4 separate regions of the Homo sapiens genome follow, and all the other regions are linked to region 4. The links are chromatin contacts, found by Hi-C or POLR2A ChIA-PET in ENCODE. All regions are on one chromosome and are shown on one strand. The core of a region is the stretch at or near the end of the contact, and the rest is flanking DNA. Distances in the headings are between cores, read along the strand shown.

Region 1 (3,987 bases), core at 1,305-3,804, 160 kb after region 4:
AAGTCTAATTAAGTCTAATTGGTGCAGTCATTATGTCAGAGTGAATGTTATTATTTTAGTCAAAAGCAGTAAACTAGAAAAGACAGTCTGTACGACAGCTTTCCTCTCTGTTCCATGGCTAAGGTTTTTAGGAGAGGCCCAACAAGACCTGACCGTTTACAGTTGTCATCAACTCAGACCTTCCAGGTCCCCAGAGAACAAATAGAAAACGGACCTGTTGAGTTTTGCCTCCCATAATCTTAAGTGAAGCTGTGAAAGTTCGCATATCTAGACTACGTCTACCTAGAGAGGGAAGATAGCGCTGCATTCCTTTCCTCCTAGGAGTTGCTTGTCTACCCGGTGGGATTCCTCACCGTTGAGTGCTGAACGCAGCCAACGGGAGGGCAGTGTGCATTTGTTGAATGAATGAATGAAATATTCAGCATCTGTGTGTGTGACACACTGTACCATGTTAGTGCTGCACGAAGCAAATTAAACACAAGCCTCACCTTTGGTGAGCTCATGTCCTTCTCACCGCCTGCTGGCTGCTGGGTGACATGAGAAAACATACAGAAAGGAATTTGTGTTTATACTTCCACCCAGCAAAATGCATATCTGATTACAGAAAAATCAGAAATGTCTGTAGATAGAGTGCAGGGTTTTATCAAGTCATCAAAGTAAACCATGTTTTGCAAAATTGCCACAAAACTGTGCATGTTCTCATGGCCCTAATTTAGAATATGTTCCTTAAACAAAGAACATCTTTGTTTGATTCCATTTGTTTTGAAGCCCATATTCTACAGATACATTCTTTCCCAGTATGATACAAAAATGTAAGAATGCTAAGTGGAAAAATTAGATCATTTTGTCAGATGCATAGATTTTCCAATTGGCAATTATATAGAAGACTAAAACATGGTTAAGTGTAATCAATATGCATTCATTCTAATTATCATCTAATAGTTCGGGACCTTGTGCTTTGGGTATCCTCTCCCCAAGGTGTTTGTTTGTGTGCTTATTTGAAATCTGTCAGTAAAGACAAGTACTTCCTACAGAATGCACAACACCACTCTCCATGGATGGTTCTTGGAAGGTTTCCTGAGAAGTGAGGGAAATGTCACAGAAAAGCCATGGTGATTTTGAGCTGAAATCACTAACTCTGCCTTTGCCGTATTATAATGTGTAATAATTAGAAATCATTCTGAAGCCATCTAGAATCTTGCCCTAACAGTTCTCTCACACCTGAGAACTGTTGTCCATGGCATAGGTTTCTCTGAGAAGGGCTTTGAAAATGAGCTATTGCATTCGTTTGCTAAGGCTGCCTTTACAAAGTACCACAATCTGAGCAACATAAACTACAGAGAGGTGTTCTCTTGCAGCTCTGCAGGCTGGAAGCCCGAGACCAAGGCGTCAGCAGGTGTCCTTCTGAGGGCTGTGATGGAGAATCTGCTCCAGGCCCTTCTCTTTGGCTTGTAGGTAGCCGTCTTCATGTTCACACGGCATTCCCTCTGTATGTGGGTCTGTGTCCAAATTTCCCCTTTGTATAAAGTCATACGGATTAGGGGCCCATCCTAATCCAATGTGATCTCAACAGGCCTATTTCCAAATGTGGTCACATTCTGAGGTACAGGAGTTAGGACTTCAATCTGTGAATTTTGGGGGCCACACTTCAACTCATAACAGCTGTGGCAACAGCTGACTCTGATACATTGAGAGACTGTGGAAGGCCTCTCGTTCTCCCCTCGCTCCTCTCCTCCCTGCCCCTCTGGGCTCTTTCCCTATCCTTCACCCACCAATATCTGAAAACCCTTAGAGACTTGTCCCTTTGCATCTTAAAGTTGGCTTGGTCTCCTGGGATCTCACCCAGATTGCAGTTATGCCCAGGAGAGGCAGCAATAAGCCATTTCAGTGAGCTCCCGACTGTCGTGGCTTTTAACCTCCATGTGTTAAGGTGTGTCCACACCTTCACTGCCAGGTCCAGCTTTCTGGCTGGAAGGCCCGCAGCATACAAGAAAGCCATGGGGCACACTCAGTGGGATGGAGCAAGGGGTGGGAGATAGGTCTGGAAAGATCCAAAGGCAAAAATCAAAGGCAGCAATATCAGAGCAGGAGAAACTGAGCGGATCTGGGTTTGAGTCTTGGCTCTGTTACTTCTGGCTGGGTGACTTGGACAAGTCACCTGACCTCCCCGTCTGCTTGATGTGCTTATCGTCATACCTACCTGCAGGTAAGGCCACAAAATGCCCAGGAAATACGTTATGGTGGTTCTAATATCCTCGACGACTTCATCATTCTCCCTGGGCCTAGCACCGGCTGGCGGTAAAGGCGTAAGCTCTGCAATGCCTCGGAAGACTCAGCGGCTGTGAACTTGCCTTTGACACAAAAGCTGCTCTTACAGTGAGAACAGGGCCTGGAGCCCCCAGCTCCCCAGGCTCCCTGACCTGCGGTTGAGTTCTACATGCACAGCCAGGGCTGCACAGCTTCCTGAGCAGCGGGGAGGCTGTGGGCAGGAAGGGGAAATGAGAGTGGCCGAGGCTGTGCACACCTGGGCTGGATCAATGGCCACGTTGTAAAGCCGGCCCTCTGGGACGGCCTGCAATGCCCGGATCTATAGCTGTGTTAGTCATCGCCTCACCAGGCCTTCGTTTGTTTTTCAAAGTTTTGTTAGTGTGACTTGCACCTCCAGTAACTCATCTTTAACTGCCCTCCCTCCTATCTGACCCAGTTCGCACACCATTCATCTTTTCTTCTTCCTAATACATTTGATTTTCTTTACGCTCTCCATCTCAGTCTTGCTCTCTCTCTCTTTTTCTCTTTAATTTCTTCAGTCAACTAGAGATGGGGAAGCAGACCACCTGGGATGAAGGAGAGAAAGTGCTGAAGGGGAAAAGGCCACCTAGCTACATTAAGCTGGGAAAGTCTGTTTAGCTGACTTTGAAGTCCGCTAGCTCTCAGGCACTCGTCCTAGCAGACATGAGCAGCACCTTCCATTGCTAGGATTATCATTTACCTAAATTCCACTTACTTGCAGGCTGAGCCCATTTCAACTGGAGAAGTCCTTAAGAAGGTTGCCTTGCCCAACCACACGTTGCAGATGAGAAAACCAGGACTCTGGGAAGCTTACAAATTAGTTGTTCAAAGACACGTAACCAATTGCAACTCTTGATTCGAGGATCTAAATAAACTTTGCCACATAGACTTCCCCATACCTTCCTTTGTTTATTCATGTGGGAAATTTGTCTCTTAGAGCCTCTATGAAATATCACTTTGAATGCCCACATGTTTACAAATTTCATGAATAACCCCTCCAGATAGCCACTGAATGGAAATGTGTTTCAGCCTACACTAAGATGTGCCCTGCCTTTTTCTTCTGATGACATGGTGCAAAGTTATGTAAAATTCCAAACCTTACAAGAATGTAAGTAATCTCATTTCTAGGGACATGCTGCCAAAAATTGGTGCATAATTCTCCGTCTTCTTTTTTCACACTGATACTAACCCTCTTACTGTTGCTGTTGATTACTTTGGATGTGGACTCATACCACCAATGCAGTTCGGAGCTTGCGTTTTTCACTTTACATATCAGTAGGGACAGGAAGGTCTAACCCATTCTTAAGACGTGTGTGGTATTTCATCTTTCGGCTGTACCAGCATTTATTTAATCTTCTTCTTCAGAGTTCATTTGGGTTACTTTTACGTTTTTAATACTTTAAAGTCTTTAAACAAAGCCCCAAGGAACATTCTTGAGGCTTTAGAGGCTTAAATGTTAGAAGTAGAAATACAGAGTTAAAAGATTAGAACTTTAAACATTTCAGTAGATATTGCTAGGTTGCAAGCCAAGAAGGTGTACTGATTTACACTTGCACCAACAATGTACCTGGGTGCCAGTTACTTCCTATACCCTCACCAATGCTGAACTTCATCAGCCCATTTTTACGTTGGTCAATTTGATAAGTGGAACAATATGTCATTGCAGTTTAATGAGCACATCTTGATTAGCCCTTGTTT
Region 2 (4,101 bases), core at 867-3,366, 250 kb after region 4:
GGCAAGAGATGGTATTGGGGAGTGGGCAGAGGCCACTGAATCCAACATCTCGCCTGCCCAGCGATGGAGCCTTGGGATTTTCCTGTGGGTGACAGGGAGCCATTGAAGCGTTTAAGGACTGGTCGTGGGGTGAGGGGAGTGTACTGTCATCATTTTTGTAGTCTTTTGCAGAGAAAATTTGGAGGCAGTTTGGAAAACACTCTAGAGCCTGACATGTGAGAGATGAGTTAGGAGGTCACGTGTCCCCACTTTTCTAATTTTGTATCTTCTTCAGCAAAAAAGTCTTTGCCGCCTATTCTGAGCAGATGTATGATTATTCACAAATGATATACAATACAACTGTATTCACACATTGCATGCCTTGAAACATACACAAAATGTAAACACTAAAAACATGACGTAAAAATAGATGTAAGTCTGGGAACTCGATGGAGGTGGTGGCTGCACAGCATTGTGAGTGTACTCAATGCCACAGGATTCCCCATCTTAAAACGGCTCATTTTATGGTATGTGAGTCTTAATTAAATACAAAAACCAGACAAGTGTGGGTAGATAGACATTCAATTCCTTTCTTCTCATCCTTCAGTGAACGGTCTGGTGTGCCCTGGGTGCACGTACCCCTTGGGGATTAGGGCAGTGATGAGAGGCAATGGAGGGAGGGTGTGGCTGTGGAGATGCGGACGGGAAGAAGGATCTGAGGAGTGACTGAAGAGGTAGAATGGGCAGGGCTTGGTGATGGAAGGTTGAAGAGTATTCAGCAAAGAGAAGAACGTGGGAAGCCTCCCCATTTCTGGTTTGGGTATAAGATAAAGAAACGTTTTCTCCTTGCCAGGGACATGAGGCAGACAATACTGGGATAATTTCCCAGGGCTTGGGATAGGACTGGGTGGGGAAGTTTCTAGGTATCCATTCTCAGGATAAGGACGGGCCTGTTTGGATGAGGATAATGGAGGGTCAAACCTGAAGAAGCCAGATTAGCAGAGGCAAAGTGAGAGATCAGAAGGTGGTAAACTCAGAAGGGGGTAGAGACCTGAGGAGCAAGCTGGGACAAGGCAGGAGGGAATTCACAGGCCACATGGTAAGTAATGAGTGGGGTAGAGGACAGAGCAGGGTTTCATTGTGGCGAGTCTGACGGGAGGTGCTGGGGGATGTTCCAGGAGAACAGCAGAAATGTGTGATGCTATGGATGTGGGCTTGGCAAGTTCCATCTGGAGCTGGGAAGAGGCCACCCATGGAGAACAGGAACCATGAGGCGGAGAGTGGAGCTTGCAGGAGGGCGAAAATTAAGACCAAAGAATGGAAGCCTGCCAGTGTGAGAGACCGCCTGACAAAAACCAGGAGAGTATGGAGTCATGGCGGCCCAGGCAGAAGTTCTGGGAGGAAAGAAATGGTCAACACTACAGGGAAGTCAAACACTGCCAGTGGAGACAAATAGGACAGGAACTGAAAAAGCATCCATTAGTGAATCCCTGGTGTCATTAGTGAAAATAATTCCAGGCATGAATGGGGAGAGGGAAGGGTGTCGGGCAGGAAGTCCAGTGCCCGTGGGTTGACTGAATGGGAGATGAGGAGGTAACACCCATCATGTAGGTCATGTAGAGCAGCCTTAGGACATCTGATTCCTTGCCTAAGACTCTTCTTTCCTGGTGTAGCTTTGTTCTAGAAAGGTCTGGAAGACTTGTCACAGTTCCAATGCAGGATGAGCCTTTGGTCCTGATCTCTTGGAGGCCCAGACAGCCTGGGAAACCAGCAGAGCTTTGGACAAGTTAAGCAGCCCATTGAAATCAACATTCTTGATAATCATATATCTAAGAGATTCCAAAATGTTCCTGGGATTCTTTTATGGGTCTGCATAGGGTTAGAAAGCACAGGAGTCAAAGAGACCTTCTCCCTTGGCCTCCAGGGCCACCATCCTCTGCTTTTGTCAGTTGGTCTCCCCAGAGTAGAGTCCAGGTTCCTGCTTCCAGCCTTCTGGTAGACCAGGCCCTGCCACAAGTGAGAGTTGGCCGGTTGGGTATCTGGTTTAGTCACTCGCCTCCACACTTTCACATCCTCTATCAACACCTGCACACTTGGGTTGTGACCACACATGCTCTTCCTGTTTGTACAGAAAGTGCCATTCAGAAAGCTCGCCAGCGAGAAGAGAGCTCCACGCTCAGCCTCAGAAGAAAGACGTTCAACGACTTACTGGGGAGAGAAAGAAAAGGAACGGGAGCTGAGAGGTAAGATCAAACTGGAGGGTGTGCGGGCCCTCTAGGATGCCTTGCCTGGAAGAGAGGTAGCCCCGACTTTGTGTCCTGAAGGGTGGCGCTCTAAGTAGCTGTGCCCATGCTCCGCTGGTCAGGGCAGGGGGAGCATTCTTGGTCAGCCTCACCGAGATGGTCCAGGCCCTGGTGAACAGCCAGAGGGATTGAGAAGGAAGAGATGGGATGTGACCAAAGTTGGTCACTGAAGCCGTCAGTGTGTGTGCGTGTGCATGTGTGTGTGTGTGTGTGGTAGAGGGTGCACATAAAGAAGACATAACCTGAGTGTGAACATGCTCACACACATATTTATGATGCTGGCTGGGGCCTTATGAAAAGTGTGTCTTAACCTCATGTTGCTCATTAGCTATAACCTCAAAAATAGAAACCATGACATGGCCACAGACTGGATCCCAGTCAATGGCCCCAGTGAGTGAGCTTGCAAGGAGAGATCATGGGCAGTTCCACCTAAGGCCACCGTCACTTCTGCAGAAATGACTTGGAATAATGACCTCCTCACTGTTAGGGGCTAACAGCACTATATTTGTATTTCTTGGATGGAACATTGTATATGTGTGTATTTGTGTGTGTGTGTCTGTGTATGTGCATAAACACATCATGTATTTATACACATGACATTGTGTGTATGTGTGTTTATGTGTGTATATATATGTACACACACATATGATATAATGCAATATACACAGTGACCAGATTTTTGAAACCAAAGAGAACTAATAGCAAGACAAAGGGGTTTTTTTCCTAATATGTGATTTCCTTGCTATTCGAGTCTCACATATATAAAAATGAAATATGTCTACACATGTGTTTCATAATTCCTTTTATTCAAAGAGGGGATCATTCAGGTAGCTAAAGGTCAAGTGTTTACAATAACAAAGTGGTGGTAAACTCATTCTTTGAATGTTGATCGTACAAACTAAATAATCCATCAAAAAATGTTGTCTCTGCCATTATTAAAAGCATGTGTTCCTTGGTGCAAAATTTAAGAATGTTCTAACTACAAGAGCACCTTCCTTTACCTAGGGCTATCCCATCTCACTGTTGAAGTGAAGTGATTACAGTGAAAGTAATACAGACATTTAATATTCTTAGTTTTGGTTGTGTTTCTGTCAACTGCTATTCCCTTGTTCTAGGCGTAACTGCACTTAGTGTTTAGTGGTGTTATGCATATGTATATTTGATTTGCATTTAGAAAATAGAAAAATATATACATTGCTTATTTTCCAGATTTCAAGGTTTAAATTCCCACTCTAACATGATGGTTTTAGGCAAGTCACTATACATCTCTGCATCGGAGTTCCCACATCTGTAACACAAGTACAATAGTAGATAGTAATCCCTTCCTCTTAAGAATTAAATAAGCTAATACATGTAAAGTGCTTAGACAAGTGCCTGGAACATTGAAAGGGCTCAGTAAGTATTAGCAGCTGTTATCATTGTCATCATCATCATCATCATCATCACTACCTTTTGTACAATTAAGCCATCAAACTTGAAGGGACATGGTAAGAGTTTGGGAAAGGTGAAAGGTGGGAGGTGGTGTGTGTAAAATGGGTTTGGGGGGTGACACTTAAGGCCAGAGCAGTGACATTACAGTCCTTACACTGTAGCTACAGACAAGTAGTGAGCAGGAAAGAGGAACAGCACAGAACACCCCTCCCTATGAGGCCTGCTTGTGAGAGGAACATGTTCTGGAGCTCTGTGGGCTTGATGACATGTACTCATACACATCTTGTACAGCAAACCAGGAAATAGGCACATGGAACGGTGACATCCAAATGATAGTATATAACATGCATTCAGTGCCTCTCAGGTGTGAGACGTGGTGCTCGGCATT
Region 3 (4,294 bases), core at 1,536-4,035, 190 kb before region 4:
GGCTTGCATCAATTCTGGAAAATGTCTTTATCTTTTCAAATACTTTCTACTTCCAGTTCTCTCCTAAAGTTTATCTGAGACATGCAAGAAAACCTCAGTCTTCCACATCTTTTTTCTTAGCAAATTAACACAAGACCACATTTTTTTTTTTTTTTGAGATGGAATCTCGTTCCGTGCCCAGGCTGGAGTGCAGTGGCGTGACTATCTCAGCTCACTGCAACCTCCACCTTCCAGGTTCAAGTGATTCTCCTGCCTCAGCCTCCAGAGTAGCTGGGACTACAGGTGTGCACCACACCTGGCTAATTTTTGTATTTTTAGTAGAGACAGGCTTTCACCATGTTGGCCAGGCTGGTCTCAAACTCCTGACTTCAAGTGATCTGCCTGCCTCAGCCTCTCAAAGTGCTGGGATTACAGGCGTGAGCCACCACACCCAGCCAGGATCACAGATTTTAAATGTAACATTTAAAATTTGTCCCACCCATTTGACCCTGTGCTTCGGGGGAATTGGCTCTGCTTTCTAGTTCATTAATTCGCTGTTCTGTTAGTTATTTTTTTAAGGAATTCATTTTTATCTAAGGTACTCTTTTTTTTTACACTTTTATATAACATAAAAAACTTTTTTATACGTTTTTACACTTTTATATAACATATAAAAAACATTCATCGTATATTTTATGTCTGAAAATTCCTCTCTCCTGTCTTTGCAGGTCTGGCTGTGCTGTCTGTTTTCTGCTGGCTTTCATTCAGGATGCCTTATCTGTGGCATCCTGTGATTTTGTGGGTTTGTGATATTTTTACTAGAAGCTCATGTTCTTGGAGCTTCTAGGAGAGAGTTTGAGGCTAAATCAAAGGTGTGTTCTAGCATAGATACGCAGTTGCTTTGGCTATGAGCTCAGAGGTACTACCAGCTTAGGGCATCTTTTTCTTTTTTTTTTTTTTTTGAGACGGAGTCTCGGCTCACTGCAAGCTCCGCCTCCCGGGTTCACGCCATTCTCCTACCTCAGCCTCCGGAGCAGTTGGGACCACAGGCGCCCGCCACCACGCCTGGCTAATTTTTTGTATTTTTAGTAGAGACAGGGTTTCACCATGTTAACCGGGATGGTCTCCATCTCCTGACCTCGTGATCCACCCGCCTTGGCCTCCCAAAGTGCTGGGATTACAGGCGTGAGCCACCGCACCCGGCCTTTTTTTGGGGGGAGGGGGGACAGAGTTTTGCTCTTGCTGCCCAAGATGGAGTACAATGGCGCAATCTCAGCTCACTGCAACCTCTGCCTCCCAGGTTCAAGTGATTCTCCTGCCTCAGCCTCCCAAGTAGCTGGGATTACAGGTGCCCGCCACCACGCCCAGCTAATTTTTTGTATTTTTTAGTAGCAACGGGGTTTCACCGTGTTAGCCAGGATGGTCTTGATCTCCTGACCTTGTGATCCGTCCGCCTCAGCCTCCCGAAGTGCTGGGATTACAGGCGTGAGCTACTGTGCCCGGCTGGGGCTTTATCTGTGGAGAGCATTTGAGGCTAAATCAAAGGTGTGCTCTAGCATAGATATGCAGTTGCTTTGGCCGTGAACTAAGAGGTACTACCAGCTTAGGATGTCTTTCTTTCTTTCTCTTTTTTTTTTTTTTTTTTTTTTTTTTTTAGACAGAGTTTTGCTCTTGTTGCCCAGGCTGGACTGCAACCTCTGCCTCCCAGGTTCAAGTGATTCTCCTGCTTCAGCCTCCCAAGTAGCTGGGATTACAGGCGCCCACCACCACGCCCAGCTAATTTTATATTTTTAGTAGAGACAGGTTTTCACCATGTTGGCCAGGCTGTTCTGGAACTCCTGACCTCAGATGATCCACCCTCCTCGGCCTCCCAAAGTGCTAGGATTACAGGCATGAACCACCGCGCCCAGCCTAGGGCCTCTTTGAGAACCTGGTTTGAGAGGATTTTAGACCTGATGTAGCATGAGAATTAGAACTACAAACCTGCATGAGGGAAGGCTTGTAGTTGGCATCTCAGAGACAACTATGTTCTCTTCCAGCTAGTGCCAGTTTCCCCTAACACTGAATGCAATCTTTTGGGATTCCAGCTGTTTGCACAGAGACTTCCTAATCAGACCCCCAACTTAGGCACTCCCCACGCTAATCCCCTGTCACCTGGGCCCCACAAGTCCATCCTAATAGAAGCACAGCATCACTAAGATTTGGTTTGTATCCCTAGGGAGAAAAGTTGAATGCCCCCTTACCTTCCTGAAGTTCTGCTTTCACTTTGTGTTTGGCCTCTCAGAATGTTTTCCTTTCTTACCAACTCAGTGAAACAGTTAAGAACATAACATTTAAAAATAAGTTTTCTCCAACAGCTTGAGTCATCATCAGGTGGGTTTTTTAGTGTTCCTCAAGTGCTGGAAATGGAAGTCCAAAAGCCGGGCCCATGAAGTTACTGAAAGGCAATGGTGACAGCTAGAGGCAGGGAATACAGAGTACTCTTGTGTTATGTCAAGTAATTCAGCATCGGGCAGTAGAAAGCTAGAATGAATGTTTTGTTTGAGGTTTTCTTTGACGGGTGGTTTTATCAGGAAATGCATCAGCTGCTACTAACAGAGACCAAGACGGAAGTTACGTCTTTCCTAATGACAGAAGTCCAGAGAGGACAGTCAAGGGCTGGGATATAGTGGCTCCACAGCATCTTTGGGAATATTGTCCTTACTGCTTTGCCTCTATGTATAAATACCTCACGGCCCACGCAGGCTGCAGTCGCATGCACACTTCCGTCAGAAAGTAGAAGGAAGGGGGTTAAGCCCACAAAGGGCACATGACAGTTGTCTGTTCCTCCTAGTAGCAGCTTGCCCAGAACTGAACTCCCAGCCAACCACCCACAGCTCAAGAGAGGCCGGGGTTTACTCTTCCAGCGGGTCCCATTGCCACTGGAGTAGAGGGGGAGAATCCTGGATACTGGTGGGCAACCAGCACTCTCTGCCACAGGACCCTAACACTGTTACTACCTGAAGGCCCCATGTCCAGGGAGAAGCGGAAATCAAGACGGATGATTACTGAAGCAAAGAATGGGGTAGAGAATGTGGTCAAAAGCAGAGAGGGAGGGAGGGGACTTGGAAACAGGCACATCTTCACTTGAGACTGACAGCCACCTGTCTCTAAGGTTATATCTGTGAGTAATAGCTGGTTTCTGTAAGCAGGACAAAAGCACTTTCTTTTTTTTTTTTTGGAGACAAAATTTCACTCTTGTTGCCCAGGCTGGAGTGCAGTGGCGCAATCTTGGCTCGCTGCAATCTCCACCTCCCAGGTTCAAGCACTTCTCCTGCCTCAGCCTCCCAAGTAGCTGGAATTATAGGGCGCTACCATGCCCAGCTAATTTTTGTATTTAGTAGAGATGGGGTTTCACCATGTTGGTCAGGCTGGCCTGGAACTCCTGACCTCAGGTGATCCACCCACCTCGGCCTCCCAAGGTGCTGGGATTACAGGTGTGAGTCACTGTACCCGGCCCCTTTCATGGGAGCATGTTTCTCACGCAGGCGCTGCAGTCACAACACTTGTTGCCTGCCATACCTGAAAGGTAGTTGGTCAAGATTTGGGATTATAGGCTGGGCGCGGTGGCTCACACCTGTAGTCCCAGCACTTTGGGAGGCCGAGACTGGTGGATCACGAGGTCAGGAGATCAAGACCATCCTGGCTAACACGGTGAAACCCCATCTCTACTAAAAATACAACAACAACAAAAAAATTAGTGGGGCGTGGTGGAGGGCGCCTGTAGTCCCAGCTACTCGGAAGGCTGAGGCAGGAGAATGGTGTGAACCCAGGAGGCGGAGTTTGCAGTGAGCCAAGATCACGCCACTGCACTCCAGCCTGGGCAACAGAGCAAGACTCCGTCTCAAAAAAAAAAAAATATATATATATATATATATATATATTTGGGATTATATAAGAAGGTTGAGTTTAAAGCTGGAGGTAATAAATGCCAAAAAAAAAAAAAAAAAAACTTTTGGCCCTCCCTGATGACAGAGGGACACCCTTCTAAATTGCCCTTCCATCTCTCTCATAGATGCCTTTCATAGCCAGCAGAACTGTTTTTTTTTTTTGTTGTTTTTTTTTTTTTTGAGACAGAGTCTCACTCTGGCACCTAGGCTGGAGTGTGCAGTGGTGTGCTTGGCTCACTGCAACCTCCACCTCCCGGGTTTAAGTGATTCTCCTGCCTCAGCCTCCCAAGTAGCTGGGATTACAGGCGTTGTGCCACCATGCCCTGCTAATTTTTTGTATTTTTAGTAGAGTTGGGGTTTCACCATGTTGGCCAGGCTGGTCTCAA
Region 4 (3,911 bases), core at 1,003-3,502:
AAAACAGACAAGACTGTGTCCACTGGTCAGATGGCCCAGGGAGATTCTTCCCTGCCAGGACTCCAATCTTAACCCTACCGGATTAACACAAAGATGGATATTAAGGCTTACAGAAACTTGGAGAAAACCTCAGCATACTGACAGTGTATTTCCATTTGTCTGTATTGAGAAAAGAGTGAAAAACCTGCTCAGCCACCAACCCTAGGATGGTCTCTGCCCAAGTTCCATTCAGCAGCCTGGACCTGCACTGGTCCCTGATGACAGACCCTGGCTGTTGGCACGGCCCTGCCTTCTCGACATACCTTGTCCTCTTTTGACTCCTGTCTCAAATGTATCACAGCTCCCATAGCTTAGTCAGATTTTTCCAGCATCAAAAGGTCTTTGCTCTTTGCCAGCCTGGGATGCTGCTGGGGTACCTGAGAGCCACTGTGGGCCAGGGGCATGTGGTGCTTGGAGAGCTTAGCCTGTCTATGGGATGGGGCTGTGAAGCTGCTGCGGGCATCTGTTAGCATGACGTTCCAAAGTCCTGCTTCTCTGGCATTTTCCCCCAGTCTCAGAGTAGAGTAAGTGTTGCTGGTGTTAGGAGTTCTGTTTGCATGCAGCGATCTTCCTCTAATGGCAGATTTAGCCCAGTTAGGTCCATTGCCAGGGGTAGGCACTGCCAGCATTTCCACTCCTGCTCCCTCCCCCTCCTCCCTGAAATCATCAGTTTCCTCTAGTTGGCTTATGGATTCCCAGAAGCTTTTCTTCACTCGTTCATCCTGCTGGCAGAAGCAGTTGAAATTCAAAGACCTAAACTTGGATATTGGGGGTGGGCTTGTCATGCACACGTGGGGAACATGAGGCCCAAGGTAAAGATGAGGTAAGGACATGCCCTTCTCTAAGGGGCGTACTGGAGCAGCCAACCTGCCTTCCTTTCCGTTTACTTCCCAGGAGCATTTTCTTCCATTGAGGAGATCCCCGAAAACGTGGTGCACGACCACGAGAAGAACGGCCTTCCTCGGCTCTCTTCCTTCAGTGATGCAGAAATTCAGAAGCGGTGAGAACAGCTTCCTCAAAGGGGAGGGGGGAGTTTTTGTAAACCTGAGAAGAAATTTGGGGAAAACCCCAGGCTGAGTTCTGTACTTGGCAGATTGATCGGAGGACCACAGAGGGCTGTCGGTTTGCATCAGTGAGAGGCAGCTAAGCTACACCCCCCATTCGGCGCCTCAAAACTCTCAGTTCCTTCTGAGAATTTCCAGCCTTACCTTCACACAGTCCATTAACATGAAGGTGACATCATTTTGTTAATAGAAATTAGCAGGCAACTTTGTTCTGCTTTGGTAAAGTTTTATAGATTGCTTGCTGAATATGATCTTTTCTTTATAAGAAAGGGATTTGGATTGCAGAGATCTCACTGAGTATTTGATTCTCCCAGAGGCATTGTGCCCACTGCTGTGGGAGCTGCCCCTGCAGTGGTTGTGTGGGCTGCATCCAGCATGGGCAGGGTAGAGAGACGGAACCCCTGATCGCAGCAAGGACGGAGTCCAGGCTGGGCGCAGTGGCTCATGCCTGTAATACCAGCACTTTGGGAGGCCGAGGTGGGCGGATCATTTGAAGTCAGGAGTTCAAGACAAGTGTGACTGACAGAAACCCCGTTTCTACTAAAAAAAAAAAAATAGCCCGCTGTGGTGGCACACACGTGTAGTCCTAGCTACTCAGGAGGCTGAAGCAGGAGAATCGCTTGAACCCTGGAGGCAAGGGTTGCAGTGAGCCAAGATCTGGCCACCGTACTCTAGCTGGGGCGACAGAGCAAGACTCTGTCTCAAAAAAAAAAAAAAAGAAGATGGAGTCCTTAGCTAATAGATGAGAAAGTTCTCATGTAGTAGCTCTCAGGTGGCCCAGGAGAGCAAGGCTGAAAAGGAGTGAGGATGCAAAAGCAGCGGCTCACGTCAGGTCACCAGCTGGATTTTGCCTCCTGGGTCTGCAGCCACCTGCCTTGCATGGCGCCTGACCTGCATGGCACCTGCCCATCCTTACAACCCTTACCAGAGATGCTCCTGGTGAGGAGTGTCCTGCTGTTGCCCTGAGCACTCATGGGGCTTTTGTGAGACTCAGTGAGTGAAGACACGGCAAAGCACAGAGAGCAGTTTCTGGCCTGTCGTAATCACACCGTGTTCTGTGATGTCACTGTTGTCATCGTCTTTGTCATCGTCACTGCTGCCGGCCCTCCTCCCCAGGGCCATGCTCTGCTGCCGCCCGCTTGCAGCTCACCCAGACCTGCTCCTGCCCTCTGGAGCGTGAAGCCTGACTCTCTGTTTTCTCTTGCCCCCCTTCCCCTGGCAATTTGAATTGAACTTTTAAAAATATGCCCTTAAAGTAACTTTCCCTGGCACCATCTATTCCTGACTCAGAGTTCCTGCCCTTATGATTTTCTGCCCAGGAACAAAATTTGTAAACATTCTTGAAGTTTTGAATCATTCAAGTAAAACAGAAGGTAGATTAAATAGATGTCTTCACAGTGACTGCCTACAATGAGTACTGTGGCCTTGGACAGGTAAGGTTTTCCAAGCCTCTGTTTTCTCACCTGCAAAGTGTGGTAATAACAGGATTAATCCACAGGATCTTGGAGTAGATTAAGAGACGTGTGGAATGCATTCATGGCAGCCTCGGCACGTGAGGGTCCCATACACAGTGCTGCACTCCGCTCATTCTTCCCTCTCCCGCCCCCTCAGCTGTGACCTCCTGTGGCATCAAGTTAACCTCTTGTTCGTTTTTTTCCTTAGATTGAAAACATACTTCAAGTTTTTTATTGTAAGAGATCCCTTCGAAAGACTTATTTCTGCATTTAAGGATAAATTTGTTCACAATCCCCGGTTTGAGCCTTGGTACAGGCATGAGATTGCTCCTGGCATCATCAGAAAATACAGGAGGAACCGGACAGAGACCCGGGGGATCCAGTTTGAAGATTTCGTGCGCTACCTCGGCGATCCGAACCACAGATGGCTAGACCTTCAGTTTGGGGACCACATCATTCACTGGGTGACGTATGTAGAGCTCTGTGCTCCCTGTGAGATAATGTACAGTGTGATTGGACACCACGAGACCCTGGAGGACGATGCCCCATACATCTTAAAAGAGGCTGGCATTGACCACCTGGTGTCATACCCGACTATCCCTCCGGGCATTACCGTGTATAACAGAACCAAGGTGGAGCACTATTTCCTGGGCATCAGCAAACGAGACATCCGACGCCTGTATGCCCGTTTCGAAGGGGACTTTAAGCTCTTTGGGTACCAGAAACCAGACTTTTTGCTAAACTAATGCATAAGACCTATGAATTCAAATATCTTTATTAGACCTGGGGCTAACCAGGTGAAGATCTGAGCCCAGAAATGACCCTTCCTCCACCACACCCCTCCTTTGAGGACGCCCGGGGTCTCCCACAGGCCTGTGAGTTGCCTCGGCATATGACGCAGAACCCCAACTGTTACAACTTAGTTTGGATGTAAGATGCTCTGAGGACCCTGCCCACACCCCTGCGTGCATTAGGATGTCGCTGGCCTTTGCTCACCTCAGAGGGGAGAAAAGGCTAAAGATTTGCAGTTTGACAGCCCAGCAGGGAGGAAGCATCACACAGCGTTAGGAGCCGTTTCCTTCAGGTGTTAAGGAAGGGGATGCCCCTGAGGTTCTCCTGGCTAGTCAGGGTGGCTTCACCCATCACTGGTGGGTTGCAGGAACAGCACCCAGGACTCTGAGGAGGGACAGAGAAGCAAGGGGGCTGCTGAAATCGCAGAGACTTTTGCAGCATCAGATCTGAGGAGTAAAACGGCACCTCTGGCCTTCATCTTGGTGCTGCGACAATTGTGGAGGCAAAGCATTCTTTCTGTGACTATTTTGTTCCTGTAGACAGTCAGCGATGGCCAGAGGGT

Evidence for each region. A loop is a pair of places that touch in the nucleus more often than their neighbours do. ChIA-PET counts read pairs that join two places held with the same protein, here RNA polymerase II (POLR2A). Pooled maps may share reads with other maps.
Region 1: a loop to region 4 is called in a pooled map, with 5 times the contacts of the local background. The contact joins two enhancer-like sites. A Hi-C loop is called at or near these places in 7 of 37 single-sample maps with no recorded cell type and 6 of 50 pooled maps. POLR2A ChIA-PET finds 5 or more read pairs at or near these places in 2 of 52 experiments (GM12878 and activated B cell).
Region 2: a loop to region 4 is called in a pooled map, with 15 times the contacts of the local background. The contact joins the promoter of AFF3 here to the enhancer-like site in region 4. A Hi-C loop is called at or near these places in 11 of 37 single-sample maps with no recorded cell type and 4 of 50 pooled maps. POLR2A ChIA-PET finds 5 or more read pairs at or near these places in 1 of 52 experiments (activated B cell).
Region 3: a pooled map shows a loop between it and region 4 (6-fold over the local background). The contact joins two enhancer-like sites. A Hi-C loop is called at or near these places in 2 of 37 single-sample maps with no recorded cell type and 3 of 50 pooled maps. POLR2A ChIA-PET finds 5 or more read pairs at or near these places in 3 of 52 experiments (CD8-positive, alpha-beta T cell, activated B cell and activated CD4-positive, alpha-beta T cell).

What each region holds. Positions count from the first base shown.
Region 1 is chr2:100,233,763-100,237,749 of GRCh38, reverse strand. All of the region lies in intron 1 of LINC01104 (long intergenic non-protein coding RNA 1104), which reads right to left. Among named protein-coding and RNA genes, the nearest start is that of LINC01104, 28 kb to the right of the region's middle. Within about 2 kb of position 2,554, at least 5 of the 41 ENCODE cell types and tissues checked have a DNase peak (open chromatin) inside an H3K27ac peak, as active enhancers do.
Region 2 is chr2:100,140,605-100,144,705 of GRCh38, reverse strand. AFF3 (ALF transcription elongation factor 3) reads left to right here and starts at 2,116. Exons shown (of 25, transcript NM_001386135.1): 1 at 2,116-2,222.
Region 3 is chr2:100,579,347-100,583,640 of GRCh38, reverse strand. No RefSeq gene overlaps it. Among named protein-coding and RNA genes, the nearest start is that of PDCL3, 19 kb to the right of the region's middle. Within about 2 kb of position 2,785, at least 12 of the 41 ENCODE cell types and tissues checked have a DNase peak (open chromatin) inside an H3K27ac peak, as active enhancers do.
Region 4 is chr2:100,392,637-100,396,547 of GRCh38, reverse strand. It overlaps CHST10 (carbohydrate sulfotransferase 10), which reads left to right. Exons shown (of 7, transcript NM_004854.5): 6 at 934-1,039; 7 at 2,766-3,911. The coding sequence ends at 3,303. Among named protein-coding and RNA genes, the nearest start is that of CHST10, 23 kb to the left of the region's middle. RefSeq lists enhancers at 828-1,087, 1,258-1,517, 1,788-1,897, 2,468-2,537. Within about 2 kb of position 2,252, at least 3 of the 41 ENCODE cell types and tissues checked have a DNase peak (open chromatin) inside an H3K27ac peak, as active enhancers do.